Regions from separate parts of the Homo sapiens genome. Here region 1 is linked to region 2. The links are chromatin loops, found by intact Hi-C in ENCODE. Cell type or tissue: left ventricle myocardium inferior. All regions are shown on one strand. Links, peaks and the distances in the headings refer to the core of each region. The heading gives the core; the rest is flanking DNA.

Region 1 (15,686 bases), core at 3,046-11,045, 400 kb before region 2:
CCAGTCTGTCCCACACCCGGGATGCCTTCCAGCGTTACCTACCTGCTGATCGGGGGAAACCCCTGGAGAATTTCCAGGCTGGCATTTTATAAGAAGCATTCTCAGCTGGAGGTTACTATGATGTGCAAACAAAGACTGTGGTCAGATCACACTGGAAAACATTGTTAAACCAGTTTCTTTACTGTAGGACTTACCAGAGCCTTTAATGTGCTGATGGGCTGCTCCTCGACTCTCAGTAAGGGGGATGAAGTAGGCAGCATCTGCCCAATGTATTTGACCACAGAATCCTCATTCCCATGAGAGATGGGCCAAGAGGCCAACCACAAATGCACTTAAGGCACCAGCACAACAGTGCATCTAGGAGAGGAGAGAAAAAAATGCTATTAAATAAAAGCATCAAGGTGACCTTGAGCCATGAAAAATCAGAACTTCTTAGACTTCCTTCCTTCTGTGCATCCTACACTTCAGTGTTGCTTTATTTTTAGTTTCACAGGGCAGAGTCTGAGTTGACTTGGGGACCTAAATGTGTATGCCTGGGGCCCACCGCAGTCCAGGAGGACCACCCCAGAAGGGAACATTGCGCCTTCTCTGGGGAAGGCAGGGCTGTAGGAGACACGGCAGTGCCCCACCACCTACTCCTGGGGAAGAAATGGCTCCCCGCACCAGGCCTGGGTGTCCTTATGCTGCAGGTGGAGCTCAGGGATGTGAGAGCCAAGAGTGAGTGTAACCAGGGAAGTGTGCCCAATGCGGGAGCTCAGTGACCCCTAACTCGTGGGACTGGAGCCGGCAGGGCCTGTTGTAGGAAGTCCCCGGGACTCTCCCCGGTGTTTTATAAAGAGCAGTCTCCTTGTAGACCAGCTCCTGAAAGCAGTGCGAGAGAGGGATTCCTGTGTCCTTTGCACGGTGGGGAACCTGACGCTGCCACAGAGCTGGAATTGAAACCCCGGGCTGCCTGACCTCCAAACCTAGGCCGGGGTGGCGGGCATCAGACTGAGTCAGACACGGAGCTCAGAGTCGCTGGCACAGGAGGAAGGAGTGGTGGCAATACTCCCGCTCAGAGAGGCCACTGCACGAGCATGCCTGAGGCCAGGATGGGTTCCAGGCAGAGGGGACAGTCCGCAAAGGCAGGGCATGCCCTGGGAAGGAGACTCCAGTTCCACACCAGGTGTCCTGCAGAACCCACCCCAGGGCACCAGGGGCTGGAGCTGGGATCCTCCTTGGATGAGCCTCCTATGGCTGCTGCAGCAAATGACCACAAACTTAGAGGCTTAGAGCAACACACTTACTATCTCACCGCTCTGCAGGTTAGAAGTCTGACAGTGGTCTCCCTGGGCTAATGTCAAGGTGTCGGCAGGGCTGCGTTTCTTCTGGAGCCTGGGGATTCCACCCATTTCCTGGCTCTTTCCAGCTTCTAGAGGCCGCCCGCCCTCCTTGGCTGGTGGCCCATTCCTCCACCTTCACAGCCGGCCTGGTTGCATCTCCCTGGCCTTCTTCCTTGGTGACATCTCACTCTTCTCTTCTCTGTCCTTTCTTCTGCTTTTAAGAACCCTGTGACCACATTGGGCCACCCAGACAGTCTAGGATAATCTCCCTAATTAGTCAGCTAATTAACAACCTTAACCCCATCTGCAGCCTCAGTTCCCCATGGCCACGTCAATAACATATTCACAGCTTCGGAGATTAGGACGTGGCCATCTCTGGGGGCCATCGTTCTGTCTACCACACCCTTTGGTGCTAATAAGATCATTTTTTCCTTTCTCCAGGCAAATAAGCTTAGAACAAAAGCTCTCCGTAACACTCTGAACCACGTGAACAAAACCCTCACTTACTACAGGATCACTCGTGATCCACAAGACCCTGCAGTGGGTGAGGGCCCTCGGCTGCCTGCTCCCTCCCCAACCCCCACCCAGAGAAACCGATGCGGGTGCAGGGTCAAGTTCAGACCTCAGACCCAAGTCTCCCACTTTGGTCCCTTTCTCCCCTCCTGAGGGACCTGGAGGACGGAGTCTGCCCCTCCTCCTTCCCGGCATAAGCATCAGGTCAGCTGCAGTGGAGAAAGTGGTCCCTTGTGCTTGGAAAGAAAAGCAAGCATTCCTCCTGGTTCTCACTCTGCCCTTCCCCTTCCCTTCCACTACCTGGTTCACGCTGAGTACTCGGGGCCTCCAGGTGGTTGCTCATGGCATCCTGGCCCTACCACCACCACAGATGTCCCTTTCGGGAGGACTTGGGGGCAGTCCAGGGCCTTGTCTCTGGGGAGGCCTGTGGGGCTGGCTCTACACTGTGACCACAACTTTGTAGATTCCCCACGATGTAGATTGGATTGTGCACATGTGCACACACACACATTTGGAGCACGTGTAAGCACACACTTAAGAGTGTATACCCATACATACGTACACATATCATGAAAAAATCTATAATGAAACATATCAAAATAACTGTGATTATCTCCATGTGGCAGGAGAATAGGTCATTTTTTCTTACATGTGTGTCTTGTTTTGTTTTTTCCAAATGTTCCACAATGGAGATTCATTACTTTTATGATATGGAAAAACAACAAATGTTATTTAGAAACCGAATCCATAATAGCTGTAATATTACAATAATTTAGTCTGGGCACAGTGCCTCACACCTGTCATCCCAGCAATTTGGGAGGCTAAAGCAGGAGGATGGCTTGAGACCAGGAGTTTGAGACAAGCCTGGGCAACATAGCGAGTCCCCCATCTCTACAAAAAAAAAAATCAGATTAAAAATTAAAATAAATAAAATAATTTAAACACTTTGATAAAAGAGAGTGAAAACAAATTTGGGGAGTAGACTACATGAAGGCTGGGAATCCACCGGGCTGAGTGGCCTTTTTCTTAACATCCCAAAATGGAACAACCAAACACGGCTTTAGAAACTCTTCCAGCACCTGCCAGCATGTGTGGCCTATACTTCTCTGGAGAGGAAACCCGCTGTCCCAGTTTGGAAAAGAATCTAGTATGAGACTGTATCTGATTTATCTGTTTATTGAGACAGGGTCTCACTCTGTCACCCACGCTCGGTGCAGTGGCATAATCTCAGCTCACTGCAGCCTTGACCTCCTGGACTCAAGCCATCCTCCCGTCTCAGCCTTCCGAGTAGCTGGGACTACAGGCATGTGCCACCATGCCCAGCTAATTTTTTAATTTTTCTTTTGTGGAGATGGGATCTTGCTATGTTGACCAGGCTGGTCTTGAACTCCTGGCTTCAAGCGATCCTCCCACCTTGGCCTCCCGAAGTGCTGGGATTACAGGTGTGAGCCACCACACCTGGCCTTGTATCAGATTCAGTACTGATTATTTTTTTTAACTATTGTTAAGTTTAGCATGTCATCATTTCAGAATACACTGCTTCTCAAAAGAATGAAGGCTACAACAGCCTGAGTCTCTGTTTTTCACGAATTCCCCAGATGATTCTGAAACACACCAGCTCGAGACCCTCCACTGTTGCATGTTTGAAAGTAGTGGTTCTCAAACTTGTCTGCAACTAGAATCACTTGTGCAGCTTTTAAAACTCTCAGTGGCAAGACCGTACTCCAGACCACAAAACTCAGGGGTGGGGTGAAGGGGGCTGTTCATCAGTAGTGTAAATGTCCCCAGGTGATTTTAATGAGCAGCCAGGTTTGAGAACCAGCGTCCTAATGGGAGCAACCTCATATCCAGGTGTTGTGCCTCCTGAGCCTGGGAAACAACTCTGGCAAAAACCTTGCGTCTGAATAACTTTGTGTTCTCTGTCTCCATCTGGTGGTCATTCCGCTACATTGCTATTATTTACCTGTGCAACTTGGGCTCTTGTACTTTTAAGAAAGTTTGCCAAAAGAATCAAAAAAACCAAAAGACTTGAAATTTCAAGAAATAGAAATGGCTACGAAATATGCCATTATAAAGAACAGAATGATCTAAGAGTTATAAATGCATTTGAATAATGCATCTCAATCTTTGGCAGTACTTGGCAAATTAAAAAGCAGTCAATAAGTGCTACTTATTCCCATTATAATTAAACATAAGTTAGACCCCATCTTTTGGGTACCAGTGATTCATTTTGAATGAATGGCTTTAATTCAACAAAAAAACATATTTAGTCTTATTATACCTGGCATACTGTTGGCAGTGGTGAACAGACACAGCCTGCATGGTGAGAAACATTGTGTGCGTGCATGTGTGTATGTGTGAGAGATCGAGAGAGAGAGAGAGAGAGTGAGAGAGAGATTATTATTTTAATAAAAAGACTGTTTGTGAGTATACCGCTCCATGAGTTTTGTAACCCCACCCCAATCAGGATTCCAAACAGTGAGAGATTATCATTTTAATAAAAAGGCTATTTGGGGGTATACTGCCCTATGAGTTTTGTTGCCCCACCCCAATCAAGGTTCCGAACAGTTTGATCACTCCCACAAATCTGCTTCATGCTCCCTGTCGTGGCATCCTTGCCTCACCCCAATCCCTGGCCACCAACCGATGTTTTTTGTCCCTGTAGCTTTGCCTTTTCCATAATGTCATGTGTTCATACAATATGTAACCTTTTGAGAGTGGCTTCTTTAACTTACCAAAACTTCCTTCCTTCTGCTTGTTTTAGGTTTATTTTGCCCTTTTTTTTCTTTAGTTTATTAAAGCTGAGGTTTAGATTGTTGACTCGAGCCTTCCTTCTTTTCTAAAATAAGCATCAAATGCTATAAATTTCCATCTGAGCTCTTCTTTAGCTGCATCTACACATTTTGATTTATTGTATTTTTGTTTTTGTTCAGTTTTAAGTATTTTCTAATATCCTCATTTCCTTTGAGACTACCTCCTTTGACCCATGGATTACTTAGAAGTATATTATTTAATTTCCAACTATTTAGAGATTTTTGTCAGTTATCGATCTCTGGTTTAATTCCATTATGCTCAGAGACCTTGCTTTGTATTATTTCTGTTCTTTTAAATTTGTTAAGGTTTGTTTTATGGGCTTGGAGTGGTGGCTCATGCCTGTAATCCCAGCACTTTTGGGAGGCCAAGGCGGATGGATCATTTAAGGTCAGGAGTTCGAGACCAGCCTGGGGAACATGGCGAAACCCCATCTCTACCAAAAATACAAAAATTACTCAGGTGTGGTGGCACAAGCGTGTGGTCCCAGCTACTCGGGAGGCTGAAGTGGGAGGATCGTTTGAGCCCGTGAAGTTGGGCTGCAGTGAGCTGAGATTGCTCTACTGTACTCCAGCCTGAGCAGCAGAGCAAGACCTTGTCTAAAAAAGAAAAAAAATTGTTGTTTTATGATCCAGAATGTGATCTATTTGTTCTAGGGATTACTGAGAAAGGCAGGTTGGGGTGTCCAACTGTAATTGCTGATTTGCCATTTCTCTTTTCAGTTCTGTCAGGTTTTGCCTCATGGATTTTGAAGCTCTGTTGTTAGGTACATAGATGCTTAGGATTGTTAATGTTTTCTTTGAAAATTGACCTTGTTATCATTATGTAATGTCCCTCTGTATCCTTGGTAAATTTCCTTGCTCTGAAGTCTGTTTTGTCTGATGGTATGTAATTACTCCAGATTTCTTTTGATTAGTATTTGTATGATATATCTTTCTTTTTTGTCCTTTCATTTTTAATCTATACTATTTACTTAAAATGAGTTTCTTAGACACATATAGTTGAGTGTTGGGTTTTTTGTTTGTTAGTTTTTTACATTCAACAATCTATCTTTTTATTAGCATATTTCAACTTTTTAAATTTAATATAATCGTTGGTATGTTTGGATTTACATTTAATATTTTATTGTGTTTTCTATTTGTTCTCTATTTTTCCCTGTGTTTTTCATTCCTGTTTTGACTTTTCCTGCCTTCCTTTGGATTATTTGAATTTTTTGGAATTCCATTTTAATTCACTGATTTTTTTAACCATATCTTTTTGTGTAAGTTGAAAATGTAGTTGCTTTAGGGATTACAAAACACCTAGGTTTTCATAGTCTATTTAGGTTATATATTTAGTGCTTCACGTGAAATGTAGAAACCAGCCTGACCAACATGGAGAAACCCGGTCGCTACTAAAAATACAAAATTAGCCGGGTGTGGTGGCACGCACCTGTAATCCCAGCTACTCGGGAGGCTGAGGTGGGAAGATTCCCTTGAGCCCAGGAGTGTCTTCAGGAAATTAAGGTTCTCTCTGTTCTCTACAGGTCAAGTAGTTATGGACGGTATCCTGAACATTCTAATTTTGTGTTATGAGAATCTGGGCCATGTTGGAATCCTGTGTTTTTGCTTTGGCAGGCAATCGTCCTGGTTAGGTTCAGTCACAAGTTCCCACCTGCCTCCTGCGGGTTGTGGTTCAATATCAATTAAGCTTCAGAGCCTTTGCCGCGCTGTTCAGATCCGCCCCGTGTGTGCGCCACCCAGTGGCGGGTACGAGACTGGACAGTGCCTTGTCCCACCGTTCAGTTCTCAAAGCCTTTGTTCAGATCCACACATGGAATGCCTGGGCATGAGCCCAGGAGTTCACATACAACTTTAGGGTATTGCCTTCTTGCGTTCCCTCCTCTCTGAAATCTCAACACTTTACAGTCTCAGGGGTCCCTCTTTCCGGTCCTCTGGCTAGAAAGTCAGGGTTTTAACTGTACTGCTCTGCCCTACAGTTTCTGTGACTGTCTGCCTCCACGGCCAAGCATGGAAGGTTGTGTAAAGAGAAAAAAGCCATGGGCATGACTCCCTTGCTGTTGGGACCATTCTTCCTCTGGCAGAGAGATGAGTTTCCTTCCCTTGAAGTTCTAGGCACCTGCCTGGCTGCCACTGCTGCAGTGAGATTGCCTAGGGGCTGGTGTGGGGAGAAAAGAGACAGCAAACACAGGATTTCCCCGCTTTTGCTGACCTATAGGGGTGCTTACCTCTCTCCTAAGGTCAGAAACAGAGGCTCAGAGCTCTTTCTATCTGCATCTGGTATGCAATTCCAGGTTTTGGTTCATCTTTGAGTCCAGGCCAGGAGACCCCAGAGGGGGAATAAAATGGCAGACTTACTGCCACTTTGGTGGTGTTTAGAGTTCTCTTTTCCTTCCCTGATCTTCCTGCTACCACCTTGTTTTCAGAGCTAGCTGCTCCATGCCTGTGGTCCAGGATTCATAGTAACATTCAGTGGGAAAGACAGGACGGAGTATGACTGGAATGAGAATGGGAGAAGAATTTTTATTTAAAAAACAAAAGCATGGATTTTTAAAGGTTGAAAAATGCACACTAATTGGGGGAGAAATTTCTCTTTCCCTCCACAGTGTGGTAGCTGTAAGCCTGATTCCTGGCTTGAATTTTTTTATTCACTTTTCCAGATGACCTTTAGAATCATTTTGTCCTTAAATTAGCCAGGTGTGGTGGCACACACCTGTAATCCCAGCTACTTGGGAGGCTGAGGCACAAGAATTGCTTGAACCCATGAGCAGAAGTTGCAGTGAGCCAAGATAATATGACTGCACTCCAGCCTGGGTGACAGAGTGAGATTCTGTCTCGAAAAAAAACATCATTTTGTCCTTTAAAAAATTCTAATTTTGATGGGAATTTTATGAAATGTATAGATTTGGAGGAAAGTAGCCTTTTAATAGATTGAGTCCTTCAGTCTAGTAATGATATATCTTCTCATTTAAAAAAATCTTCTTTTATGACCACTGGTAAAAGTTTTTATTTTTTTTCCTCAGAATCCTTGCATAAGCTTGGTTAAATTTATTCTCAGGTATTTTTATTATTAAAATTTTTATTAAAAATCAAATTGGTTATTGCTGATATATAGAAGAGCTACTGATTTGGCATGTTTACTTTGTAACCAGCTGCCTTACAGAACTTTTATTGGTTTTTTTACTTTCTGAATATTGGTTTAATTACTTTCTGAATTTTGGTTTTATTACTTTCTTGGTTTTCTGCACACAAGGATTTGTGAATCCAATCACTCAGACTGGTTTTCTGCAAATAATGATAATTTGGAACCTCTTTTTGAAAAAAAACTTTGAAAATTTTGATTTTTGGTTTATTGAATCACATTGGCCATTAAAATTTCTTGTACAGTATTAGGTAATATTGGTGATATCATTCTTGCTTGTCTTGGTTCTGAGTTTTAGGGAAGTCCCTATTAAGATAGGTATATTTCATTATGCTAATGAATTATCTTTTTGAATTCTTTTTTAAAAATAATTTTGATCAGAAAAGGATACTGCATTTCGTCACTCTTCCAGCATCCATAAAGATGACCATTTGTATTTTCTTATTTGACCCACTAATGTGATTGCATTTTATTAATAGGACTTTCCTGCATTCCTACAGCAAATCCTGGTTGGTCATGGTGGAGACTGTAAAGCAATCATTCTCAAGGAGGGGCTTTTTCACGCAGTATGCCTGGAGAGAGGCTGCACCACCACCGCGTTCCTCCCCGATGAGTCCAGTGAGCCACGGCTGCGGGCTACGGTGTTGTGGTGCTCGGGTGTGTTGGAAGGAAATGGTAATTGAATGAGTGCTCATTTTCCAAGACTTTGGCCCCACCCCTAATATAATGTCCATGTTCCTGGAGCTGAGGATGCCTTCAGCCTAGGCTTGAGGACTCAAGGTGTGTACTAGAACCAGACAGACATTCTCCAATATCCCACTCTAGGGATCTTACTCCAATGAGAAGCAGAGAAATGCTAGCCCCGGGAGAAGACCTAGGAAAAGTGTAACAAGAGGCACCATCTGTCACTGAGCCCCTCTCTCTATGCCAGGCTCCGAGCCAGGTGCTTTACATTATGGGAGCTACTCCTGAACAACTGTGTGAGATACTGGTATCCCTTTACAGATAAGTGGTCAAGTGACTGCCCAAGGGTGTAGTCATTAAGTAGAGGAGTTGCCCTTTAAAACCAGGAGTAATTCCTGAGCGTGTGCAAGCTGGAGATGTGATTCCTGAAGACTGGCTCGCAGAGATGGGTCATGAGGCAGAACCAAGACCTACTCCCCTACTTCCCTGTTCAGTTTGTGTGGCCTCTCCCACTTCTAGTCCCTTCTCTTTCCTGGGAGGGACCCATGGGGGCTAGACAGAGGGCTGTTCCTAGTAGGATAGAGAGGTCCTGCAGCAGCGCCTCTTCCTCACTGCTTATCTTTCTGATCCAGGTTCCCGAGGCATGCCAGCTAGCACCTGACCTACAAGATTCCAGCTGTTTAACTGCCATCACAAAGGCTCATGATGTGTTGACAGTATTTCTGCCTGCTGCTCTGAAAATTCAAGGAAATAAATACCTGACATTTATTGAATGCCAGAAGCTGTTCTAAGAACTTTCTATGTATTATCTATTTTAGTCATTATAATATCCTTATGAAATAGGCACTTTTATCCCCATTTTACAGATGAATAAAATAAGGCACAGAAGGGTTAAGCAACTTTCACAGGTAGAAAGCTGCACAGCCAGGATTTAAGCCCAAGCTCTTAACCACTGCACTACATCAATGCAGCAAAGGCTGAATGAACCAGAGTATTTGATTTACTTAGCTCTTATGCTGGAAAGATGGTGAGGCTTTTGCTCATGGTCTGTATTCAAGCACAAATACCAAAATCAAGGACACCTTTGCATTGGTGCTCCATAGGAGGTTTCCTTTTTTGTTGTTTAGAGAGAAGGTCTTACTCTGTTGCCCTGGCTGGAGTGCAGTGGTGCGATCACAGCTCACTGCAGCCTTGACCTCCAGAGCTCAAGCAATCCTCCACCTCAGCCTCCTGAGTAGCTGGGACTATAGGTGCGCACTTCCACACCCAGCTAATTTTTAATTTTTTTTTTTTTGTAGAGACCGTCTCCCTATATTGCCCAGGTTGGTCTAGAATTCCTAGGGCTCAAGTGATCCTCCCGCCTTGGCCTATTGGGATTACAGATATGAGCCATGGCACCCAACCTCAGAAGAGGCGCTTTTCTTGAGTTCTGGAAGGGGATAGGAATTAATGTTTTGTTTGTTTGTTTGTTTTTTACTCGTCACAGAAAAGGTTCAAAGAGTAAGATAAGCAACGTCTCATAATGCTGTAGTCTAATGGACAAGGGCCCTAGCCATCTGTGCCTGGATGACTCTTCCTCCCAATTTTTAAGTGTCAAAAGATAATTTAGAATCTGGCATTCTGCATTAGAAATCTGAACCAGTGGAGCTGTGTGCTGATTTTCATCAGCTTAAGTTGTCTTTATTGTCAGTGGCTTCCTTTCCCCACAGCAGCTTTATGGAGGCACGTGCCCAGGCATATGAGGAGCTTCTGTCCTTTAGTGTATGTACACCCACAATGCTGCAGAGAAGAGAATCAGCATACTGTTGGGACACAGCAGGTACCACTGCCTTCTGAAGTTTCTAGAGGTGCTATGCCTTCATTGTTTTCCTGCACATGAACATTAACATCCACATCAGGATCTGGAAACCTTTACAGAAGCTGAAGTTTTAAAAAGAAAATGAATGGGATTTTATTCAAGATAAGGAAAGGATAAGAGTGAATCATCAAATGAAACCATGAGGCCACTTCACAAATATTTTATCAAAAAACTCACCTGAGAAAACTCAAAGAATCACAGTAATAAGCTGTCTATGCCATATTTTTTTTTTCCTTTTTTGAAAATGCCAAGAAGCTACTACTAAGAATGTATTCAAGAGACGGAAGTTCCAAGATTCATCACAGGGTCAGGTGGGCTCAACTTAGTTTCCTGGGCCCTCTATAACACTTCATGTTCAGAATTGTCTCCAAATAAAAGCAATTTAAGGGAACATTCAATATGGGTGTCTTTGCTGTGCTTGCAGTCTTAATTCTGTGGACACTGATATTCTATCAATGGAAAATTGAGCCTTTAGTGAACTTGAATACCCTGTTCCCCAATCACTGCCCAGAGAGCAGTTTCTGAGCAGCCAACATGTCAGAGGCAGGAAAACAGCAGCTAAAAGGCAAAGGAGAAAAATGGAAGACACCTGCCTTTACACGTGTATTTTAAGCTAAATAACCATGATAAAATATCACCAACACCCATTTTTTGTAACTTCTTAATTGTCCCACATCAAAGATAAGTATGGACAACTGTAATTGGTTCTTATATATCCCTAAATTCCTAATTGAAATCAATTCCAATAAATCGTTGGTGCTCAGTAGAAAAATGCAAAATTTAAATATATATATTCAGTAGAAGTTACCTTCATAACTTGTGGGGCATTATCAAAATATAATTGGAAACCCCTCTTTGTAACCAACTAACCAAATGATCTTTTCTTAAAGGCACAAATTAAAAGGTGGCAAAACAACCATATATTTAGTGTGTGGGATCACATTCTCCTAAAGAGCATCAGGAAATGTAGGTAGAAGTCAATGTTGTAGCCTAGGTTAGAAGGCCCTGCTTGCTGGGAGTTAACTCTGGTTATTGGATTGTGGGGAGGTGTGGCAGGGAAGGTGGTCAGGGGAACACGGGCACTCCAGAAGCTCGGAGCAGCAGCTCATCAGCTGTGAGGCACCGTCAGCATCCTTGCGTCCTGTGTGGCTGTGAGGCACTGTCAGCATCCTCGCGTCCTGTGCGGCTGTGAGGCACTGTCAGCATCCTCGCGTCCTGTGCGGCTGTGAGGCACTGTCAGCATCCTCGCGTCCTGTGCGGCTGTGAGGCACTGTCAGCATCCTCGCGTCCTGTGCGGCTGTGAGGCACTGTCAGCATCCTCGCGTCCTGTGCGGCTGTGAGGCACCGTCAGCATCCTCGCGTCCTGTGCGGCTGTGAGGCACTGTCAGCATCCTCGCGTCCTGTGCGGCTGTGAGGCACTGTCAGCATCCTCGCGTCCTGTGCGGCTGTGAGGCACTGTCAGCATCCTCGCGTCCTGTGTGGCTGTGAGGCACCGTCAGCATCCTCGCGTCCTGTGCGGCTGTGAGGCACCGTCAGCATCCTCGCGTCCTGTGTGGCTGTGAGGCACCGTCAGCATCCTCGCGTCCTGTGTGGCTGTGAGGCACCGTCAGCATCCTCGGTCCTGTGCGGCTGTGAGGCACCGTCAGCATCCTCGCGTCCTGTGTGGCTGTGAGGCACCGTCAGCATCCTCGGTCCTGTGCGGCTGTGAGGCACCGTCAGCATCCTCGCGTCCTGTGTGGCTGTGAGGCACTGTCAGCATCCTCGCGTCCTGTGTGGCTGTGAGGCACCGTCAGCATCCTCGCGTCCTGTGTGGCTGTGAGGCACCGTCAGCATCCTCGGTCCTGTGCGGCTGTGAGGCACTGTCAGCATCCTCGCATCCTGTGCAGCTGGGCCAGGACAAACTGGCTGAACTGCAGCTCTGCTTGCAGCTTGCTAGAAATACAACTTGGTAACAACAGGAGATTGTGGACACACTATTTTTCGTTAGTTTATTACAAAACTACAGATACAATACACAAAATTCTAATTCCGAAATCCTTCTACATTTTTTTTTTCTGAGACTAAATGCCCTCAAAGCCCGTCTGCTTGGCCTGTATTACAACCTGACTCCTCGGCTCCTGGATGCACAGGTCAGATGTTCCAACAACCCTGACCATGGCCAGTGCTATGGAGTCACTCCAAAGGTGGTTGAGCCCTCTGTGAAAATTTAAATGGCTGCTAAGTCATTCTAAATAAATAGTGAACGGATTGTTTCTGCCCCTAAGATGAAATCCCACAGATCTTATGCTCAAGCTCAGGTCTTCCTACTGCCGCCTTCGACATCTAGAAAGTATGGTGGGATCTTCACTGATTTGTTAACCCTGGGAGTGCCCCTTGTGATCCAGATGAGTCAAAACAAACGGCCAGGATCTCTTCTAAAAAGCCCATGATGGCCCTTCTGGCTGTGTCTCCAGTTGGTGCCTGGATGCTGCCCATGTGTTTAAGGGCCATTCTGACCATCTGGTCTCTTTCCTGTGGGCTGTGGGGTGCTCCAGTGTCATCTCCCTCTGCTCCTGATTTTAAAAACTGTAGAATATAGGACTGGACCATATTCCCACTCAGTTCAAGGGTTTCTTTCATACAAGGGAGGTCCGAGGCACTGGCCAAGCTCAAGAGGTGAATCAGTGCCTGGCAGATTTGGGTCCGTAGGCTGACACAGTACTTGAATTCCAAAAAGTCTATGGTGTCTTCACTCTTCTGTAAAGCGGTGACCAATGCATTCCAGATCCGAGCATACTGGTCAACAGACCCGTACTGCTCTCTCTTCCCCGGGACGGAAAGGGCAGCTGCAGATCTGATGCGCACTTTGAAGTTCTTGCATGATGTCACGACCGATGTCAGGGCATTGTAGGCCTGGGAGGTCCATGGGGCTGTCCCTAGAAAGAATCCACAGTCACTAAAACAAATGCAGGCTTAGAACTAGGTGGGGTGAGAGGGAGAGGGGTGGAAGGAAGCTTAAACACTAGTGCTCAAGACACTCATTTTATGTGTTCACTTCATTCTCACAATCATCCTGTAAGACAAGGGTGGTGACTGACTGTAGGATCCTAGGTAAGTGGCCAGGTGCCAATCCCCAAACCTCCCTCTTTCCCTACCTCAGCCTGCCACACGCTTAGAGCCTCTGCTACCCAATATAAAGCCTTTGGTGACTCAGAAAAAGGCTTCTTCTCTGGGAGGATTCTGTCCCGTTGGGGTATGGCTTTGTGGGCAGAGCGTGGACTGAACTGCAACCCCACCTATCCTCTCAGCTGGGCACTTCTGAGCTGTGTGCAAGCCACACACTGCATGCTCACCTGCAACAGCATCCAGACACTGCTCTGGCCATAGCCAGTCATGCATTTTATTGCAAAGAAAAAGAAAACTTACAATTTCAAGAATAAGATGCCCAGATTTCTATCTTTTCTCCACACCTGTAGGCCCTAGGAAATCAGCCTGCTTTCCTCCTTACCAGAGCTACTGCTACCCACTCCACTTTGGGGTGTCCTTACTCAAGATGGGTGACAGAGTAGAATGCAGCTTCTCTTAACTCTCCCAGCCCTTCCTGGCTTCTCTGTTGCCTCTGAAGACCGGCAAGCAGGCCCTTTCCATTTGGTGGATGCCAGTGCCATTGACAATGGGCCACTGCTAGAGCTATGAGACACTCACAATCCGACCCGTCAGAGTCCTTTATCAGTTTCTAGCTCCCTTTTCTTATGTGGCTCTTGATAGCTCTGCTACTGGATGCTTTCTAGTTCTCAAACTTCCTGCCTCTTTGGAGCTTCCCTTTCCCTCCAAGTCATGCAGGTAAACTTCTCTCTCTAGTAGGCTGAGGGCAAGGGCCATACAGGAAGGCTGGTAGGAGCCAACCACCACTGAGGTGCCCTGGTTTCAAGGACTTCTTGGCTCTCCAGAAGGCGGATAACCACCTCAATGGGCTCCAACCCAAAAGGTCACCCTTAGGTGACTTCCTCAATGGAAGAAGCCGGGAAGCTACCTTACATACTCCCAGCTGACTGGTCTGCCTGGACGCTCTGGGCAATAAAGGGGAGCAGAGCCAGACTCCCCTCACTTGATGTGTGCTCTCCTCTCCAGGAACACATCCTTAGGTCTCAGATCTGAGAGAGAGAGATGCAATAAAGCGAACGCTGGCATTCAAAGTGAGCGAGGTTTGGAGGCTCCGATCCATACACCTAAGCAGCTACTGGTCCTGAATGACATATCAAGGTGCATGGCATGCCACTACTTAGAGACAGATGCCCTCCTTACATTTATTAATGGCATCCACTTCTGTACACAGCTCATAGGGGATTTCCAGTTTATATTCCCTCTCATTCCAGTTTTTTTCCTTCCTGTTTTCTTGACCATTAAAGTAATATATGCTTATTGTAGACAACTGAGAAAATGAAAACAGAAAAAATCCTACCCATCCAGAGGCAATCACTGTTAATAATTAGTCCAATTTCCTTTCAGTCTTTTTTCTACCCATCTATTGAGATCATTCTGTAGAAATTATTTAATACCTGCTTTCATTTGTTTAACATCAGAAGTATTTTTCCAGATTATCAAATTCTTGTAAGTAATTTTAAATGGCAACAAAATATCCCATTATATATCCCATTGTATAGGTAATGATGTATTTCAATGTCCCCCTAAACTTGTCTTCAGTATGTCTCCATTTTTTCCTAATACTATGACAAATAACATGTGACAAACATCTTTAACAACAACGTAGATTGGTGTGTGTCCCAAGAGGCTTTCCACCAGGGAGTGAAGGGAAACTTTCTTACCTAAAGGAAGGGCAGGATTTTTAAATACATTTCCCATTGCATAACAAGCATTCCATCGGACTTTCATGGCAGCTTCTGTTAGAACAGTAGAAATTAGGGCCTGGATAGACTCCTCAATGATTTCTGCAAATGTGGGTTTTTCTATATGAGAGGGTTGCAGAAAATGAAGCAAATTTCCAAGGGCCCGGACTGCATTGCTTTTTACCTAGAAAAAATGTAAATGCTTTAGAAATCTGTTTGGCCAAAGAGATGTTTCCAAAAGTCTAATTTCAGCTTTAAAAAAACCCAGGAGGTCTTCAACTTCTTAAAGCAAGTCCTTGGAACTCACAAGGTCTGCTCTGGTTAACATCCTGAGCCATCAGAAATGTGAGGTTCTACAGAACTCCTCTCTCTGATTATTTATTTATTTATTTTATTTAGTGCTAGACAGGACCTCAGAGAGGTCCATCTTCCTTGTTTTACTGAGATGGAGTATAAGGACCGGGAACAACAGGACAAGGCTGATTGATAGCAAGACAATGAGGAGAAGCTAGGTTCCATAATTCCAGTCCA
Region 2 (15,686 bases), core at 2,755-10,754:
TGGGGTGATGCCTGGACCCAGGAGTTTGTGAGTGGTGTCTGGGTGTTTCCCAAGAGTAGACTCAAGCAGCCGGGAGCCTCTGCCCCCAGCCTGACAAGCTCCTCTTCCCTCCTTTCCATCTTCTCTTCATCCCGCATTTTCCTTTCTGTTTTTTCTTCTCTTTCTCCACTTTCTCTTCTCTTTTTAGTCCCCCTCTTCCCCAGGCTTGCTCATTATAGAAAGGTTTTTGTTTTTATTATTTATTTATTTTATTTTATTTATTTTTTCCAGACGGAGTCTCGCTCTGTCACCCAGGCTGGAATGCAATGGCGCTATCTCGGCTCACTGCAACCTCTGCCTCCTGGGTTCAAGCGATTCTCCTGCCTCAGCATCCCCAGTAGCTGGGATTAGAGATGCCCATCACCATGCCTGGCTAATTTTTGTACTTTTAGTAAAGACAGGGTTTCACGGTGTTGCCCAAGCTGGTCTTGAGCTCCTGAGCTCACACAATCCAGCCGCCTCAGCCTCCCAAAGTGCTGGGATTACAGGTGTGAGCCACGCACCTGGCTTTTTTTTTTTTTTTTTTTTTTTTTTACATTCCTGACCTGTTGAAAAGATGAGGCTATTATTCAGCAGAATGTTCTCCTTCCTGATTTATTCCCTATTGCTTCCTTTTGACATCTTTTAGCTTGTTCCTCTATAAACAGGACTCGAAAGTCTTCATGGGTTCAAATGAAACATGTTTTTGGCTAGAGGCTACATAAGAGATGAGGTTATGCTCTTCCCATTATTACCTGACAAAGCACAGAATATCTCATGGACCCACCGGGAATGGGCTAAGATTAGTCACTGAGTCTGTCCTTGCAATGAAAATAACCTATGTGGTATTTCTTTGGCACTATGTTAATAAAGTAAGTTATTTTATTTTTTATTTTTATTTTTTTGAGACGGAGTCTCACTCTGCGGCCCAAGCTGAAGTGCAGTTGTGCGATCTCAGCTCACTGCAACCTCAGCCTCCCCGGTTCAAGTGATTCTCCTGCCTCGGCCTCCTGAGTAGTTCAGATTACAGGCATGTGCCACCACACCTGGCTATTTTTTGTATTTTTAGTAGAGATGGGGTTTCACCATGTTGGCCAGGCTGGTCTCAAACTCCTGACCTCAACTGATTCATCCGCCTCAGCTTCCCGAAGTGCTGGGATTACAGGCGTGAGCCACTGTGCCTGGCCATAAAGTCAGTTCTTAATTAAAACTTGGCAATGGGGTTTGCAAACAGTACTGGGAATTGGGTCATGAGGCCTAGGAGAGGAGTAAGGAAGAATCAGAGGTTGGAGCCAGAGGTCGAGGAAACTCGGGTCTTGCCCTGACTCTTCCCCTAACTTGCTGTAAGACTTTGGGCAGGTCATTGCTTTACCCTGGACCTGGGTGACAGTCCTCATCTGTAAATTGGGGACAATGCCATCTCTCTACTGGGTTTCTGTGAGAAAAAACTAAGTGATATAGGTGGGAAGTAAGATAGGATTTTGCTATTCTTCCTCTCTGCCCCTACAACACCCCCCATGTATTACAGACTGAGATTCTTACTATTTGTGATGTCATTGGGACTGTCTCTGACCTTCTCTTTTTCAGATTCTTTAAGGGAGCTTTCTCAAAAACCAAAACTCAAGAGGAAGAGGATAAAGGAAGCCCCAGAAACTCCAGAGACTGAACCGTAAGAAGACCAACTGGGACAAAGGGCCCGCTTGTCCTGGCTCTCAGAGCACGGGGAATGGAGACCAAAAAGGGAAAAGAATTGTCCTTATCAAAAAGATTCTCAGGTCTTAATTAGGAATAAATGAGGTGGGAAATAAACATTCTTATGACAGTTCTACCTTACTTGACCAACAGTCATCATTCGTACATTTTAAATTTGTTTAAAAGATATTTGCCAGCCACCTTCTAAGTGGCAGGTGCCCCACATATGCACAGATGAATAAGATGTGGTCACTTTGTCAAGGACCATCACAGTCTAGTGGAGCAGACAGACATAGAAAAGACACGACAGCAGGGTAAATACAGGTGACTGGGGCAGGCCTCCGGGGAGTTAACAAAGGAGCTGGGTGTTTGCCAGTGGAGCACACAGGTGGGGAGGGAGGGAGCCTGGGGTCAGAGAATGGCAAGCCTGGCAGCCCGCCTGCATTGTCTGGACTTCATTTTGTGGGTAGCTTGGGATGGGCAGTGGTAAGGGAAGTGTCAAGTAGTGGAATGAATGGGTGTCACTACGGTATTGGGGAGATGCTCTGGTGACTGTGAGCAAAGTGCATGGAAGTGAGCGAGGCTAGAGGCAGGAGACCAAAGAGGAAACAACACCGATGGTCTTAGCTAACATGGTGGCTCGAGCCATCAGTCACAAATCCACAGCCTGCACACTAAAGTAAGGCTACTGATGTGTTTTGTTTGTCCTGGGTCATGTTCTACTTGTTGTTTAAAACACTTTAAGTCCGGGCATGGTGCCTCATGCCTGTAATCCCAGCACTCTGGGAGGCTGAGGTGGAGGTTTGTTTGAGCTCAGGAGTTCCAGACTAGCCAGGGCGATATGGGAAAACCCCATCTCTACAAAAAAATTAGCTGTTCATAGTGACGCACACCTGTAGTCCCAGCTATTTGGGAGGCTAAGGTGGGAGAATCGCTTGAGCCCATGTGTCAGTCTTTTCTCGCACTGCTAATAAAGACATACCTGAGACTGGGTAATTTATAAAGGAAAGAGGTTTAATTGACTCAGTTCCACGTGGCTGGGGAGGCCTCACAGTCATGGCAGAAGGCAAATGAGGAGCAAAGTCACATCTTACATGGCAGCAGGCAAGAGAGTGTGTACAGGAGAACTCCCCTTTATAAAACCATGAGATCTCATGAGACTTATGAGAACAGCATGGAAAAAAACCCACCCTCATGATTCAGTTACCTCCCACTTGGTCCCTCCCACAACATGTGGGTATTATTACAATTAGAGGTGAGATTTGGGTGGGGACACAGAGCCAAACCATACCATACCGCCCCGGCCCTTCCCAAATCTCATATCCTCACATTTTAAAACCAATCATGCGTTCACAACAGTTCCCCAAAGTTTTAATTCATTTCAGCATTAACCCAAAAGTTCAAGTCCAACATCTCATCTGAGACAAGGCAAGTCCCTTCCGCCTATGAACCTGTAAAATCAAAAGCCAAGTTAGTAACTTCCTAGACACAATGGGGTTGCAGGCATTGGGTAAATACACCCATTCCAAACGGGAGAAATTGGGCAAAATGAAGAGACTACAGGTCCCATACAAGTCCAAAATCCAACAGGGCAGTCAAATATTAAAGTTCCAAAATGATCTCTTTTGACTCCATGTCTCACACTGAGGTCATGCTGATGCAACAGATAGGTTCCCATGGTCTTGGGCAGCTCCAGCCCTGTGGCTTTGCAGGATACAGCCCCACTCCTGGCTGCTTTCACAGGCATTGAGTGTCTGCAGCTTTTCCAGGCACATGGTGAGCTGTTGGTGGATCTACCATTCTGGGGTCTGGAGGGCAGTGGGCCTCATCTGACAGCTCCACCAGGCAGTGCCCCAGTGGGAACTCTGTGTGGAGTCTCCTACCTTACATTTTCCTTCCATACTGCCCTAGGAAAGGTTCTCCATGAGGGCTCCACCCCTACAGCATACCTCTGCCTGGACATTCAAGCATTTCCATTCATCCTCTGAAATCTAAGTGGAGGTTCCCAAACCTCAATTCTTGACTTCTGTGCATCCACAGGCTCAACACCATGTGGAAGCTGCCAAAGTTTGTGGCTTGCACCTTCTGAATCTATGGCCCAAGCTGTACCCTTCTAGCCATGCTGGAGCAGCTGGGATGCAGGGCACCAAATCCTGAGCCTGCACACAGCAGGTGAGCCCTGGACCTGGCCCAGGAAAACATTTTTTCCCTTCTAGACCTCTGGGCCTGTGATGGGAGGGGCTTCCAAGAAGGTCTCTGACATGCCCTGGAGACATTTTCCCCATTGTCTTGGGGATTAGCATTTGGCTCCTCCTTACTTATGCCAATTTCTGCTGCCAGCTTGAATTTCTCCCCAGAAAATGAGTTTTTCTTTTTCTTTTTCTTTTTTTTTCACTAGTTGTCAAATGATCCTTTATTGAAATATTTTCCTTTGTGCTTAACTAGCTGGGCATTCCACAGCACCACTGTTGATGTCATCTATGATGTCATGAGGGTGGCGGCCATCAACATTACAACCCACAGAGACTGGGCAGTCCCCAGGATCTCTTTAATGGTTCCAGAGAGTTCTCTGGCTAAGGATCGGTGCTCCATCTGTCGAGCAAGGTTGACGATCTCATCAAAAGTGATATTCCCACTGTGTTTAATGTTTTTCTGTTTCTTTCTGTCTCTGGTGGTTCCTTGAGGGCTTTGATGATCAGGGCAGAGGCAGAAGGCACCACCTCAATCTGGGCCTGTCTGTTCTGAATGGTCAGTTTCACTGTAATCCTCAGGCCCTTCCAGTCACCCGTTGCCTTGGCAATGTCACCACCAACGTTTTTTGGAGACAGACCCAGGGGGCCGATCTTGGGGGCCAGGGCAGAAGTGGCATCTCCGGTGCACCTCAGGTATATGACTTTGATCTCGTTGGGGTCGAACTTTGGCGGCATGGTGGAGGCGGCTGGTGTCAGATGAACCCGGATTCGGGACAACCGAAGAAAGTTGCACCTTGGCCTCCTCCAAGCCGAAAGCCAAGAGCGAGTTTTTCTTTTTCTATTGCATTGTCAGGCTGCAAATTTTGTGAACTTTTTTTTTCCAAGCCAAACTGTATCCAGCTTTATTAAAGATACTTTCCATAAACAGTCATGGTATTTCAGGCAGGACATGGGCAGACAATCATTAACAGTATACAACAACTTTCAAACTCCCTGGATTCTTCAGTGGACTACCAAAAAGAAAGCCAGTATAAAACCCAATGAAGTCTTCATCTGATGCTCTGAACAGGGAAAGTTTAGAGTGAGGGTTGATATTTCACATTCAGCATGCTGTTAACTTTTCACAAACCAACCTTGACTTTCAGGAAGTGAAATGAAAATGGCAGAATTTATCTGAAGATTCACAATCTAGAAATGGAACCACTGCTCTTTTGACAGGTGCCATCTCAGTGGCATCTGGAAAGTCCAGATTGCCTGACACTGGTAACCAATGACTAGGGGTCAGGTCCCAACAGACGTCTGGGCTTAAGGGAGTTAAGTCTATGCTGAAAGATGGAAAGGGAGAAGAGGACATAAAAATAAATTTGTTTTTCCATACCGCAAGCCTTTTGTGCCAAGGTGGCCATGTGTATCAAAGCCAGGGAATCCCTCCTCCTGGGAGCCAAAAGGAAGTCTCTAAAAACTAGAAGGGAAAGGTGTTTTCCCCATATCAATCCAGCTTCGGAGTCATTCTATTAGTGACGTATGCCCCTTCCCCTAAAAACAACAATGAAGTGTTCTGTGTGCTAACAACGTAGCTTAAAAAAAAAAAGTAAAATAAAATTCTGCATTTTTATAAATCTTGATAAAAAATAGTATTTCAAACTGTATAGTCACCAGATGTACACAGTTATCAAAAATGCACACACTTCACTTGGCATCTCCAGCACCTTCAGCTTTCTGTGCCTGATCTGTTTTGGCATCTTCATTTTCTGCAGGGCTATTCCCTCCTTGCCAGCATCAGCTTTTCCCTTTTTCCCTTTGGGTACCTTCTCTCCCTTCTTTGCAGGGGCCATTTTAGGCTTGGGCTCCGGCTTTGGAAAAGCAGGTTTAGCAGACAACCTCGCGGATCTTTTCTGTGGTTCGTCCTTCGTCTTGGCTTTATCTCCTTTAGCATCCCCTTCAGCCTTTCTCTTGGTCATGGTGGCGGCGACGATGGCATTGAGACGTAGGCACTGGGCGCAGGATGCAGCGGCGCGCGGGCTTTGCTCGGTTCGGGGATCGTTCTCGCCTCTTCTTCCTCCAAATTTTGTGAACTTTTATCATTTCCAGGAGGGTAAGTAGGTCCAAACATTCCCCAAAAACACAAATGACATATTTTCCAGGGCTCTGCCTGAGGCAGCAGCATATAGGGTGCAGGGCTGCCCTGGAGCAGGAGAGGCCAGGGCAGATGTGTGTGACTCTTCTCCCTCCCTCCCTCGATTTGTGTTCAGAAGTAAGTATCGTCATAGACTGACAAGGCTAAAATGAATATCAATCTAGTCTCGAAGAAGGAGTTCAGGGAAGCATGAATGGGGGAAGCGGGGAGGAAGCGCCATTTCTTTCCTCCTTAGAGTCATCGCCTCCTGGAAGTGGCAAGATGAGACGGCCAAGGCATAGGCCTGGGGCCAGCCTGGCTTGGCTAGACCCTGACAGTTTTGTCAAAGCAGGGAGGATTTCAGAGAGAAGGGAAGCCGGGCTGGAGGGTGTCCATGATGACTATGGGCTTTCCAATGTTTTCTACTCCTAAGAGATTTCAGAAATGTGGCTGTTTTGGGAACAGTCCAAAAACACGAAGTATCCCCAGTAGTCAAGGCAGCACTGCCACCTAGAGGAATTGTGAGACACTACAGCCTTGTTCTTTCAACCAACATGTGCAAACCAGCGTGTGCAAAAGATGAAGATGAGAGAAGGGAGCCAGGGGTTCGTTTATCAACCTTGAGAACAATCGGGACGCATAAAGGCAAAAATGGACAACAAGTGAGGCTTGGTTTTGAAGCTTTCTTTCTTTCTTTTTTCCTTAGACGGAATCTCGCTCTGTCGCCCAGGCTGGAGTGCAATGGCGCAGTCTCGGCTCACTGCAACCTCCGCCTCCCGGGTTCAAGCGATTCTCCTGCCTCAGCCTCCCAGGTAGCTGGGCTTACAGGAGCGCGCCACCAAGCCTGGCTAATTTTTTTGTATTTTCAGTAGAGACGGGGTTTCACCATGTTGTCCAGGCTGGTCTCAAACTCCGCTGGCCTCCGCCTACCAAAGTGCTGAGATTACAGGCGTGAGCCACCACACCCGGTCAATTATTGTATTTCTTGTTTATTAACTGTCTTCTTCCCTTAGAATGTAAGTTCCACAGGGTTAGAGATTTTTGTCTGTCCTGTTCATTGCTGTATCCAAAGCAATTACAATAGTATTCAACATATAATAGGTACTTAGCAAACTTTTAATGAATGAACCAACCCAAAACAGAGAATTCTGACCAACCACCTCCTCGTTCAGAGGGGAAAACAGAGGCCCAAGAAGAAAGGCGACTTCTCCAAGGTTGTGCAGGAAGTCAATGGCAGAACTGGAACGACAACTCAGACCTGAGGTCCCCCAGGCCAGCGCACTTCCTACATACCAACGACATATGTTTCACCTACTCTTGGCCCACACACTCATTTCTCACAAGATAGAAATAACCCTCAAGACTAAAATGTATTACTTCTTCTCCTTCTTCTTCTTCTTTTTTTTTTTTAAGACAGTCTCACTCTGTCACCCAGGTTGGAGTGTAGTGGTGCAATCTCCACTCACCACAACCTCTGCCTCCCGGGTTCAAGCGATTCTCCTGCCCTATCTCCAGAGTTGCTGGGATTACAGGCGCCCGCCACCACGCCCAGCTAATTTTTGTATTTTTAGTAGAGATGGGGTTTCACCATGTTGTCCAGGCTGGTCTCGAACTCTTGACCTCAGGTGATCCGCCCACCTCAGCCTCCCAAAGTGCTGGGATTACAGGCATTAGCCACTGCGCCTAACCAAAATGTATTACTTCTTCTAGAATTTTTATTTTTTAAAAGTATCTCTACCCAAAAGTATAATGGTGGACTTGGGAACACCAGAAACAGGTTGTTGGAGAGGCTATTGGGAAGTGGGGAGCCTTGGTGGAAATCCCCAAATCATACCTTGGCCTATGCTGCCTTAGGGGTGAGGCTCATCCTAGAGAAAGTGCCTCACTATCGGAGCCTTCGAGAAGGGTCCTTTTCCTTAGAGAATAAAGGGTACTTTCCCTAAAGTTTTACTTTCAGTTTTTTTTGTTTTTTTTTTTTGAGACGGAGTCTCTGTCACCCAGGCTGGAGTGCAGTGGCGCAATCTTGGCTCACTGCAAGCTCCGCCTCCCGGGTTCACGCCATTCTCCTGCCTCAGCCTCCAGAGTAGCTGGGACTACAGGCGCCCAATGGTGCCCGGCTAATTTTTGTATTTTTAGTAGAGACGGGGTTTCACCGTGTTAGCCAGGATGGTCTCAATCTCATGACCTCGTGATCCACCCGCCTCGGCCTCCCAAAGTGCTGGGATTACAGGCTTGAGCCACCGTGCCCAGCTGTTTCCTGACTTTTTAATGATCGCCATTCTAACTGGTGTGAGATGGTATCTCATTGTGGTTTTGATTTGCATTTCTCTGATGGCCAGTGATGATGAGCATTTTTTCATGTGTTTTTTGGCTGCATAAATGTCTTCTTTTGAGAAGTGTCCGTTCATATCCTTTGCCTACTTTTTGATGGGGTTGTTTGTTTTTTTCTTGTAAATTTGTTTGAGTTCATTGTAGATTCTGGCTATTAGCCCTTTGTCAGATGAGTAGGTTGCAAAAATTTTCTCCCATTCTGTAGGTTGCCTGTTCACTCTGATGGTGGTTTCGAGTTTTAAATGGAAGAGGCTCCTAACCGCGAATGTAGTGACTAACTACTGCCTGACCCACTCCCACCCCAGTCTCTCAGGAGTCACCCGAAGTTTCCTCTTTATAATAATTATCACAAATATATGTAACTGAAGAGAAATAGCAGAGTTTTGCATCCATTCTCACTGGATTTTTGTGTCAAACTTGTGAGGGAAACTCCTTCTCCCCATTACAAAGAAAACAGGCTATGGCCAGGCTTGGTGGCTCAGATGTGTAATCCCAGCACTTTGGGAGACCAAGGTCGGTGGATCACTTGAGGTCAGTAGTTCGAGACCAGCCTAGCTAACACGGCAAAATCCCATCTGTACTAAAAATACAAAAATTGGCCAGGCTTGGCGGTGCGTGCATGTAATCCCAGCTACTCAGTAGGCTGAGGCAGGAGAATTGCTTGAACCCAGGAGGCAGAGGTTGCAGCGACCCGAGATTGTGCCACTGCACTGTAGCCTGGGTGACGGAGCGAGACTCTGTCTCAAAAAAAAAAAAAAAAAAAAACAAGAAGAAGAAGAAAGAAAAAGAAAACAGGGGCTTAGGGGCTGACTTAGTTGAGTTGAGATGCTGACTGCCCAAGCTTTTTGACTCCTCCACACACAAGGCTCTGTCTTTTTGATTTTTCTTGTTTTTGTAAACAGACATTTGCTTTTTTTTTTTTTTTTTTTTTTTTTGAGACAGAGTCTTGCTCTGTCGCCAGGCTGGAGTGCAGTGGTGCTATCTCGGCTCACTGCAAGCTCCACCTCCTGGGTTCATGCCATTCTCCTGCCTCAGCCTCCCCAGTAGCTGGGACTACAGGCGCCCGCCACCATGCCTGGCTAATTTTTTTGTATTTTTAGTAGAGACGGGGTTTTGCCATGTTAGCCAGGATGGTTTCGCTCTCCTGACCTCGTGATCTGGCCGCCTCGGTCTCCCAAAGTGCTGGGATTACAGACGTGATCCACCGCGCCGAGCCTTTTTTTTTTTTTTTTTTTTTTTGAGACAGGGTCTCACTCTGTCACCCAGCCTGAAGTGCAGTGACATGATAATAGCTCACTGCAGCCTCGATTTCCTGGGCTCAAGTGACCCTTCTGCCTCAGCCTCTTGAGTAGCCGGGACTACAGGCATGTACCATCATGCCTGGCTAACTTTAAAAATGTTTTTTTGTAGACACGGATTCTCGCCATGTTGCCCAGGCTGGTCTCAAACTCCTGACATCAAGCAATCCACCTGCTTCGGCCTCCCAAAGTGCTGGAATTACAGGCATGAGAATATGTGATAGGAAAAGAGTATACAGACTTGAAAAAAAATAGAACGTTTAGAAATGAAAAATAACTATTCTTGAGCCAGGCACAGTGGCTCAAGCCTGTAATCCCAGCTACTCAGGAGGCTGAGGCAGAAGGATTGCTTGAATCCAGGAGTTTGAAACCAGCCTGGGCAACAGTGAGAACCTGTCTAAAAACAAAACAGAAACACGCACCTCATAGCTAAGTGAAACAGGAGGCAACATCTGGGTCATTCTTAGCTCATAGAGAGAAATAATCAGTCATTACGTAACAGGAAAGAAAAATACTCAAACTATTTAAAGAGCAGCAGGAATGAAAAAGCCTGATTCTGTACTTGGAAAGAATTTAAATGCAAATCAACTTTCACTTGTTACACAAAAGTTCTAATTCAAAAATAAATTACACTAGAGGTTTTTCAAGGCACTTTCTGGAAGTGATCATTCACAGATTTTTTTCAAACTTATGCATCATATTTAACTGCTTGTGCAAAGTGAAGTCTGATTTTTAAAAATTATTGTAAAATACACATAAAGTTTACTGTCTGAACAATATATATTATATATATAGTTGTAAAATACACAAAATTTATTGTCTGAACTATATATTATATATAAAATATATAATATATAGTTATAAAATACACATAAAGTTTACTGTCTGAACAATACATATATATATCTTTTTTTTTTTTTCTTTTTTTTTAGGTGGAGTCTTGCTCTGTCACCCAGGCTGGAGTGCAGTGGCACAATCTCAGCTCACTGCAACCTCCGCATCCTGGGTTCAAGCAATTCTCCTGTCTCAGCCTCCCTAGTAGCTGGGACTACAGGCGCCCGCCACCACACCCGGCTAATTTTTGTATTTTTAGTAGAGATGGGGTTTCACCATGTTGGTCAGGCTGGTCTCAAACTCCTGATCTCAGGTGATCAACCCGCCTCAGTCTCCCAGAGTGCTGGGATTACAGGCATGAGCCACTGCGCCCAGCCCTGTCTGAACCATTTTATATGTAAAATGCACTAGTATTAATTTTCACAGTGTTGTGAAACCAATCTCCAGAACTTTTGCATCACACAAAACACAAACTCTAGATCCATTAGTGCAGTGGTCCCCAACCTTTTTGTCACCAGGGGTTGGCTTTGTGGAAGACAGTTTTTCCACAGATCGGAAGCAGGGAGAGGTGGGGTGCTTTTGAGATGATTTAAATGCATTAAATTTTTTTAAAAAATTGAGACAGGGTCTCACTGTGTCATCCGGGCTGGGGTGCAGTGGCACAATCACGTCTCACTGCAGCCTCAACCTCCCAGGCTCAAGCAACCCTCCCACCTCAGCCTCCTGAGCAGCTGGGACCACAGGCATGTACCACCAGACCCAGCTAATTTTTTGTATTTTTTGGTAGAGACGAGGTTTTGCTATGTTCAGGTCTCGAACTCCTGAGCTCAAGTGATATGCCTGCCTTGGCCTTCTAGAGTGCTGGGATTACAGGTGTGAGCCACTGTGCCTGGCCTCAAGCATATTACATTTACTGTGCACTTTATTTCTATTACTATTACATTGTAATATATAATGAAATAATTATACAACTCACCATAATGTAGAATCAGTGGGAGCCCTGAGCTTGTTTTCCTGTACTAGACAGTCCCATCTGGGGGTGATGGGAGACAGTGACAGATCATCAGGCATTAGATTCTCATAGGAAGTGCATAACCTAGACCCCTCACACGTGCAGTTCACAATAGGGTTCACCTAATGCTGCCACTGATCTGACAGGAGGTGGAGCTCAGGCAAGTGATGGGGATGGGCTGTAAATACAGAAGCTCTGCTCGTTCACCCACCCACTGCTCACCTCCTGCCACGTGGCCCAGTGCCTGACAGGCCACAGATCCCCGGGGGTTGGGGACCCCTGCATTAGGCAACTACTCCCCATTTTCCCCTATCCCCAGCTCCTGGCAATCACTATCCTACTTTCTGCTTCTATGAATTTGACTACTCTAGATGCATCATCTAATAGTATCATACTCTTTGTGACTGTCTTATTTCACTTAGCATAATGTCTTCAAGGTTTGTCCACATTATAGCTTATGTCAGAATTTCGTATATTCTTATGGCTGAATAATATCCCACTGTATGTATATGCCGTATTTATCAACAGGTTCTCATTCTCTTGCCCAGGCTGGAGTGCAGTGTGGTGTGATCACGGCTCACTCAGCCTCAACCTCCTGGGCTCAAGCAATCCTCCCACCTCAGCCTCCTGAGTAGCTGGGACTACAGGTGTGTGCCACCACGCCCAGCTAATTATTTTTTTGTATTTTTTGTAGAGACAGCATTTCACCTTGTTGCCCAGGCTGGTCTCGAACTCCTGGGCTCAAATAATCCTCCTGCGTCGGCCTGCCTCCCAGAGTTAGGAATACACATGAGCCACCACGCCTGGCCTGCCATATTTATCTGTTCATGCATTGTTAAGACATTTAGGTTGCTTTCGCTTTTGGCTACTGCAAATAATGCTGCTACACGGGTATATAAATATCTGTTCAAGACCCTTTCAATTCTTTTGGATCTATACCCAGAAGTTGAATTGCTGGATCATAAGAGTAATTGTTTTTAATTTTTTGAGCACAGGTGATAGTTTTTCACAGCAGATGCAGCATTTTACATTCCTGTCAACAGTGCACAAGGGCTCTCATTTCTGCACATCCTTGCCAACACTTACTTTCTGTAATAGCCATCCTAATGGGCATTTGTCTATAGAAATGTGCGCTTAAAGTAACTGAGTGTGGTTTGCTAACACACTCAGGACAGTATCTGTCACAGGATAAACTCTATGTTGAATACACAGATCAGCAAAGTTTACAAGTTGGAAAGAGTCTTAACACTGTAAGTTATATGGCCATATGGTAATTGCTTTCACAAAGCTCTAAAATGCTGCATTAATACCAAGTGGCAACTCAAACTTTAAGGGAAGGGTTCCCTTGATCTTTGAGCTTGACAGATGAGCAACACTATCCAGGAAATGGCATTCCACAAGGACGACGAAATCGCATGTTCAGAGGTTCAGTCATGGAGATGTAAAAAGAAACATTTTTAAATTCAGTATCACTGAAGGTGGCAGGCAGTGAAGCTGGTGCTGACTATATTCCAAGTGATGGTGGGATTTTGTCTACAATATTTTCTTCCTAATCTTTAAAAATATGGCTTCGTTTCCTACAACTGGTTTCTGAGTCCTTCAGATTTATGCTGTTTCATGGTGAAGTTTTTTAAAGACCTGATTTTACCCCCTTATTCATGTGAGGAAATAAAACACAAAGAGGGCTGGAATGACGTAACTCAGAATCTTCCAGTTCAGAGACAGCTGGAACTGAAACTCCAATCTAGGCTTTTCTTCACTATTCCAGCAGAACTTTACCAGGTCTCATCATTCATCTTCAGCCTTTAGAGTGAGAGGATTCTTAAAAGAATGGTATACTTTTGTAAAGACTAAAAAATCCCTTTGCATTAATGCAGTGCTTTGTCTTTTTCCAAGTGCTTTTCATCAGCACAATCTCCAGATGTTACCATGCGCCTCCTCTGCCACACATCTTAATTTTCTTGAACAAGAGCACTTTTGTTCTAGTTCCAACAGTTTCTCTCACACTGTTCTCTAATAAAAACAGTCTGCAAAGCTTAATCCCAACCAAAAGCAATCAAAACCAAATTGGAAACAGATACACTATGAATGCAGGAACACTATATTTATTAGGTCAATAATTCATTTTTAGCAATACAAGTACAGAATATATCACAATGCTGGTTACAAACATACTTAGTATGGTTTAATAGTTACAAATAACGGTGGGCACTACAAGTTGGTGAGAATGATATGAAAGGTCATCCTGACACAATGAAGAACCGTCTTCAAAAATCTATTTAATGACCTTAGATATTTCTATAGAAATTATTGTGGCACTATTAGTGGGGATTTTCACGTAAAGATTGTTAGTGTTTTGTTTTTAACTGTTCCATTAAGAACTTTTTATTTTGAGCCTATTAAACTAAAATCCCCTGTTGCTTAATAAAGTATAAAAATAGTACTGACCTGGTAATATTTAATAAAACGTAGCATTCATTCACATCATAAAAGTAGAACTGAAAAGTTTTAGTTACCATGGCAAAATATCTTCCCATAAAAGGAATATACAGAAATGAGTAATGTTACACAAACGGTACCTGCAATGGTTATTTAGTGATCCAACACTTAACTGTGCACCACAAACCAAGTTTTCTAGATATCTATATATAGGATATATTTTTAATCTTAAATTTTACTCTTGAAAAACATGTGCACTTCAACAAACTCACTAAGGCCACTCATGCTATAGATACCTAGGATTGCAATTAAAGAATAGTATTATGCAATAAATCCTAAAGCACACTCCTTCTGATTATCAACAGGGTAAAACCAGTTTTCTGCCTAAAACATTCCTGAGATTTATGGACAAAAGAAGTACTGTTGAAGCTGGAGATTAATCCAAATGTCATATTAACAACAAAAAATTTCCTAGCCAGGCGTGGTGGCAGGAGCCTGTAATCCCAGCTACTCGGAAGGCTGAGGCAGGAGAATCGCTGGAACCCGGGAGGCGGAGGTTGCAGTGAGCCAAGACGGTGCCATTGCCCTCCCAGCCTGGGCAACAAGAGCGAAACTCCGTCTGAAAAAAAAAAAAAAAATTTCCTGGCAACTAAGTTCCTCCACAGCCAAGAGGTGAAGTACACATCCACTTCTAAAGCAAAGATAAAACCCCAAAAACTTTGTACTTATAGTGTTTTTCCAGTAGTAACTTTGCCACCCAGAAGAAAAGCAAGCAGCAAGGCTACAAATTCTAGGGAAAACATAAAAAGTGGCAGTTAATGATACCTGTTATGAGCAAATCATTATTTCTATGTATAAAGTTTCAGCCAAAGGCTTCAATCATGTTTTGGCATGTGTTCACTGCAGTTTTCTGTCTGCACTATTAAGGAGCAGCCAAATGGCACCTTCATTATTTCTAAGATCGCAGCCTCTGTACTTAATTTTCATAAAATTATAAACTTTTCCCAACAGGCTAGGAACAAAGGTCTTTCTCAAATTATTTTCACAAGTGAAAAAATACCTGGGCAGGGGTTACTACAAAGCAATAGTGAGCCAATTTTTAACCAAGCAGAGACAGAGATTTGATGGTAGTAAGGGTCTCAATCCCTTTGGCAAAGTCAGCTTTGAGGATCCATAAAGATTATGCTCTAAAAATTCCAATTGACTCTATTAAATGGAATGCAGGCATGAGTGGCCACCTGAGCGACACATGCGAGTGCTGACGGAGCTCCCTGATGCACCCAACTGGAGTAGCACCGAACTTTAGGAAAAGACTGGGTAGAAGAGTCAGAGAAGGATGAGACCAAAGGCCCCTAATTTAACATAACTTTGCTGAACCTCCAGAAAAATCTTTAAGTTGGCCAGGGCTTCCTTACGCACCTCACCATATGTAAAAAGTTTGCGCAAGTTAACTTATTGTGAGATAAATTTTATTATTTTCTTCAAGATTTTTAAGAAACCCAATAAATCATAGTGGCACACATCTAACTTATCCTAAACATCCCTACTTAAAGGATGAATCTTACACTTAAAGTCATAGGGTATTATTCTTCATTAGAACCAGAAATAATAGCACATTAAGTCATATCCCTAACCAAAATGGCAATGTTTTCTTAAGCTAGAGTGTATGCATTAAAGTATATGGATTTACAAAAAAACTACATTAAAGCAGTGGTGATAAGGAGAAACTGCCAATAATGATGTTTCAAAAAAAC

The links. Hi-C counts contacts between places; a loop is a spot of excess contacts. Peaks named below come from ENCODE experiments on the same cell type or tissue, not always from the same donor. Only the 100,000 strongest peaks of a DNase experiment are listed, where the experiment ranks them.
Region 1: a loop joins it to region 2, with 5 times the contacts of the local background. A loop is called at or near these places in 12 of 110 quality-filtered maps.

Annotation. Positions count from the first base shown.
Region 1 is chr17:60,030,891-60,046,576 of GRCh38, forward strand. HEATR6 (HEAT repeat containing 6) reads right to left here. Exons shown (of 20, transcript NM_022070.5): 19 at 15,135-15,339; 20 at 10,118-13,244. The coding sequence ends at 12,673. It overlaps MIR4737 (microRNA 4737), which reads right to left and starts at 12,215; the gene lies at 12,135-12,215. RefSeq lists enhancers at 6,131-6,260, 8,978-9,272. In left ventricle myocardium inferior, for the core only: CTCF peaks have their summits at 6,394 (motif pointing left) and 6,593; a DNase peak (open chromatin) is centred at 6,391; H3K27me3 peaks cover 1,027 bases.
Region 2 is chr17:60,429,576-60,445,261 of GRCh38, forward strand. CHCT1 (CHD1 helical C-terminal domain containing 1) reads left to right here. Exons shown (of 6, transcript NM_181707.3): 6 at 1,606-1,851. The coding sequence ends at 1,691. APPBP2 (amyloid beta precursor protein binding protein 2) reads right to left here. Exons shown (of 13, transcript NM_006380.5): 13 at 13,583-15,686. It also overlaps the pseudogene RPL12P38 and the pseudogene HMGN2P42. Among named protein-coding and RNA genes, the nearest start is that of CHCT1, 15 kb to the left of the region's middle. In left ventricle myocardium inferior, for the core only: CTCF peaks have their summits at 6,541 (motif pointing left) and 6,746; a DNase peak (open chromatin) is centred at 6,366; H3K4me3 peaks cover 400 bases; H3K27ac peaks cover 440 bases; H3K27me3 peaks cover 1,521 bases.